Regions from separate parts of the Homo sapiens genome. Here region 1 is linked to region 2. Evidence: read pairs that join two places in POLR2A ChIA-PET (ENCODE). Cell type or tissue: GM12878. All regions are shown on one strand.

What was found. Peaks named below come from ENCODE experiments on the same cell type or tissue, not always from the same donor. Only the 100,000 strongest peaks of a DNase experiment are listed, where the experiment ranks them.
Region 1: POLR2A ChIA-PET joins it to region 2 with 8 read pairs; 3 of 35 experiments call an interaction of 5 or more read pairs at or near these places.

Annotation. Positions count from the first base shown.
Region 1 is chr5:131,229,515-131,232,014 of GRCh38, reverse strand. It overlaps a transcript of CDC42SE2 not described here. Among named protein-coding and RNA genes, the nearest start is that of CDC42SE2, 33 kb to the left of the region's middle. In GM12878, no CTCF peak of the experiment used is centred here; a DNase peak (open chromatin) is centred at 1,354; H3K4me3 peaks cover 921 bases; H3K27ac peaks cover 1,448 bases.
Region 2 is chr5:131,147,502-131,150,001 of GRCh38, reverse strand. No RefSeq gene overlaps it. Among named protein-coding and RNA genes, the nearest start is that of HINT1, 17 kb to the left of the region's middle. In GM12878, no CTCF peak of the experiment used is centred here; no DNase peak of the experiment used is centred here.

The DNA of each region.
Region 1 (2,500 bases), 82 kb before region 2:
AGTTTGAGACCAGCCTGGCCAACGTGGTGAAACCCTGTCTCTACTAAAAATACAAGTTAGCCAGGGGTCATGGTGCGCACCTGTAATCCCAGCTGCTTGGGAGGCTGAGGCAGGAGAATCGCTTGAACCTGGGAGGTGGAGGTTGCAGTGAGTGGAGATCGTGCCACCACACTCCAGCCTGGGCGACAGAGTGAGACTCCATTTCCAAAAAAAAGAAAAAAGAAAAAAGAAAAAAAAGTATAACAATTCTAAAATAGAGAAAGGGTGAAGAAAAGTTAATGATTTCAACAGAAGGCAAAAAGGAAGAAACAAAAAGCAAAGGTAAGACTGGTAGTAATAAATTAAAATACATCAGAAATCACAATTAATGTGAACTGATTAAACTCACAAGTAAAAGACAAGATAATTTCAGATAGGCCTCTTTAGATTAACCAGCCGGCCAAACACCAGAGATATGAGAAAGGTCGTGTTAGATTAGACCATTCAGTCCCAACCAAACTGGCCCAGACCGAAAGAAACCATTCAGCCAACTCACAGAATCATAACAAACAATACATGTTTTTTTTGTTGCTTTTGCATGATTTGTTATGCAACAAAAATGATCTGATAGAGTTGGGATATTAAAATTTATTTTAAAATACTTCTAATAGTTTTATGCCACTGAATTTGAAAATCTTAAAAAAAGATAATGTTCTAGAAAAATATTAATTCCAGAAACAGATTCAAAAAGAAAAATATGAATGAAAATACAATCATTAATCTAAAACAAGTCCTCATTTAAAGTACTAGGTTTAGTGTTTTATAGGAGATTTTTAAAAAGCCAAACTTCAAATAACAATTAATCTTCCAGAGAATTAAAAAGGAGGGAGAAGACACAAACTGGTATAACTGGTATAACTTTGATACAAAATTACACAAAGACAGCAAGGAGAAAGAAAAACTAAAGGTCAATACTGCTGATAAACATTTACGTAAAATCCCTAAACAAAATGTTAGGAAATAAAATCAAGCATGTAAATACACATATAGAAAACATATACATACATGTGTGTGTATGTATGTTTATAGATGTATCATGATCAAGTAGGCTTTATAGCAGAAATGCAAAACAGGTTTAACAATGAGAAAATCTGTAATATAATTCATTATTCTCGTTAAGAGATTTAAAAAGCAAAGCTATATTAACGTCTCAATAGGTGCAGAAAACGTAAACAAACGATAAACCCCTTGGAAGACTACGAATAGACAGAAACTCCCTAATGTGAAGGAGAATACTGTGAAATTTATTTGACTTTTAGTTTTCGGTTTCTTTCCTGCATTTGCATTTTCTCTTCTCTATCACTGGAGGGCTGGAAGGCTGACAACTACATTTCCCATGTTCCCTTGCTGTGGTTTGGTTCAATTCTGTCAGTAGGAGACAATGGTGGGGATTTAAAAGGTGGCAAAGGGAGAGAATCCATTTGTTTTCTTCTGCAGCAGCCTCTAGCAGCAGAAATAGCTGTGCTGCAGCTGCTCAGAAGCACAGACTTCCTGGGCTTGGAGTGACACCATTTTTCACTTTTTTGCCCCTTCGCCTTTTCAATAATTTTGTAATTAATTCCCCGAGCTAACTTTCCTGTTTGAAATACTTAAGTGGTTTACATTTTCAAAAATTGGTTAATAATTGAAATAGGTATCCAGTAAACTGCAACAAACATCATTATGAGTGGTGAAACAGTAGAAAAATTTCCTTTGAAGACAAGTACAGGACAAAGATGCCTGCCCTTAATGCTTTCCAGTGAACATTGTACTGGAAGCCTTAGATTCAGCAATAGGACAAGCCCAAAGGAAATTATGCGAAATTAAAAGGAGGCGACAGAATTGTCATTAGAACAAGTAGGATGCTCAGCAACCTTCTAGTGCTTCTGGGTACTAGATCATTAAATAAAATCAATACCATGCTTATAAATGATATTGGAAAGGTTTTATTTCTTAAATGAAAAGAAAGGATATTCAAAGAAAACATGGTAAAATGATAGTGTTAAATCTTGGCTCTGTGTACATAGATAGATACCTGTTACAGTTTTCTTTTTTCTTTTTTTGAGACAAGGTCTTGCTCTCTCACCCAGGCTGGAGTGCAGTGGCGTAATCTTGACTCACTGCAACCTCTATATGCCAGGCTCAAGTGATCTTCCCACCTCAGCTCCCTGAGTAGCTGGGACTACAGGCTCGTGCCACCATGCGTGGCTAATTTTTGTATTCTTAATAGAGATGGGGTTTCCCCATGTTGCCTAGGCTGGTCTCAAACTCCTGGGCTCAGGAGATCCACTCACCTTGGCCTCCCAAAGTGCTGGGATTATAGGCATGAACCACTATGCCCGGCCTTTCTCTCTTCTTTATTTAAAAACAAACAAACAACCTACTTTAGGTCAGAGCTCCAAGTTTTCTTAAATTGCTAAAAAAACAATTACTGAGTAAATTAGCCAGGTGCATTGGCACCTGCCCATAGTCTCAGCTACTT
Region 2 (2,500 bases):
TGAAAGGTACTTACTTTTAGTCAATTTGGAGTTTTTCCCCTCCCATCCCTGGGGTGGTACTTAATTTCTGGAGGGTGTTATGTAGTGCCATGGGATCCGGAGGGGCCATCTAGTCCTCTTTGTCATTGGTCCCTACAGTTTACCTGAGACTTTTGTTACCTTATTTAATCCTTTTTCATTGATCCCTGTAGGTTGACGTTTTGTAATAGTGATGACCATGATTATGATAGTATTATGATAGTAATTATGAAAGTATTATGATAACATTAATAAGAGTTGCTATTTGTTTAATGCTCACTATGAGACAGGCACTGTGTTATATGTATTAAAAATAGTATTGCTGGCCGGGCACAGTGGCTTACGCCTGTAATCCCAGCACTTTGGGAGGCCGACGTGGGCAGATCACGAGGTCATGAGATCGAGACCATGCTGGCCAACATGGTGAAACCCTGTCTCTACTAAAAATATAAAAACTAGCTGAGTGTGGAGATGCGTGCCTATAATCCCAGCTACTTGGGAGGCTGAGGCAGGAGAATCTCTTGAACCCGGGAGGCAGAGGTTGCAGCGAGCCGAGATGGCACCACTGGACTCCAGCCTGGTGACAGAACTAGAGCTCATCTCAAAAAAAAAAAAAAAGTATTGCTAAAAACAACTCTGTGTACATGTTATATCCTGCGGCATTTGCACAGAGCATATGTGTAATGGACATTTGTAATTATCAACATCCAGCTTTTGAACTCCCTTCCTATTTGAGGGATTCATTGCCTCCGAAAGGAGAAGCTGAAATGAACAGACACCTAGTATTCTAGCTCCTCTGCCAGCTAGGATGTAGGCCCTTGACCTAGGCTCTGCCAATCAGATGCACTCATCTGGGATTTTGAATTTGAAACTAATGACACAAAGAAACAAGGACAATGGAGATTTCTTTCTGGTGTCAGTGGCAGCAGCATCAAGTTGGCAAGCACAACAGTGTCTGTGTTGCCAACCCTTGGATCCAATGTTGAATACCAGGGATGACAACAGTGCAAACTGCAGTTCCTGTGTTCAGTGGCAGTGGTAGCAGCATACCAGTAGACTGGCTCTCTGGTTCTATGTTTTGGTTTTTGTTTGTTTGTTTGTTTTGAGACAGAGTTTCGCTCTTGTTGCCCACACTGGAGTGCAATGGTGCGATATTGGCTCACTGCAACCTCCGCCTCCCAGGTTCAAGTGATTCTCTTGCCTCAACCTCCTGAGTAGCTGGGATTACAGGCATGTGCCACCATGCCCAGCTAATTTTGTATTTTTAGTAGAGATGGGGTTTCTCCATGTTGGTCAGGCTGGTCTCGAACTCCTGATCTCAGGTGATCCACCTGCCTCGGCCTCCCAAAATGCTGGGATTACAGGTGTGAGCCACCATGCCTGGCCTCTGGTTCTATTTTTGTTTGTGAAGTTATCTGCATAGCTTCTCTTTATTCCTGCCTATTTTCCCAGTTTATCTGTGAGCCATTCATTAGTTTCAAGAAATTAGCCGATGGAGAAATTCTTAGCAGAAGCGATTGCAGGCAATAGGGAAAGGGTAGGTGGAGAGCTTGGGGTTGGTTAATTGGCCTGGTTTGGGATGGAGGCAAGGAGAACCCAGCTAACATTAAGGAATTGGATTTTCACAGCCCTTGGCAAATAGTAACAAAATATGTTTTTTTTTTTTTTTTTTTTTTTTTTTTGCGACAAGGTCTCCCTCTGTCACCCAGGCTGGAGTGCAGTGGGGATTATAGCTCACTGCAGCCTTGAACTCCCAGGCTCAAGTGACCCTTCCAACTCAGCCTCCCAAGTAGTTGGGATGATAGGCCCATGCCATCACACTTGGCTCAAAATAGCTAATTAAATCATTTATTTGATCACCTGCAGTGACATGCCAATTGAAGGCAAGGCTTTGGGTTTCCAAATCCTATTGCCATAGGATCACATAAAGGGTAGGCATGGAATTTGAGGGTTGTGCAGGTGTTGTGACTGCTTCTAATATTGCTGAACATCTTAAAAAGTAATAACAAGGCTGGGTGCCGTGTCTCACACCTGTAATCCCAGCACTTTGGGAGGCCGAGGTGGGTGGATCACTTGAGGTCAGGAGTTCGAGACAGCCTGGCCAATATAGCGAAACCCAGTTTCTACTAAAAATACAAAAATTAGCTGGGTTTGATAGTGGGTGCCTGTAGTCCCAGCTACTCGGGAGGCTGAGGCACGAGAATCACTTGAACCTGGGCGGCAGAGGTTGCAGTCAGCTGAGTTGGGGCCATTGTACTACAGCCTGGGGGAGAAAAAAAAAAGGCAAGATTTCTAAATTATTAGCTCAAGTTATCAGAGAAACCCAGGGAACTTCTGTGGCTCTGCTACAAAGATCTGTAAGAGATTTAGCAAGACATAGGCTCTTGCAGCTGAAGAACTGAAGCAACTGTAGGCCAGACACAGTGTTTGATCCTCAGGGTTGCCAAATTTTATTGGTTTAATTCATGGACTTATATATAGT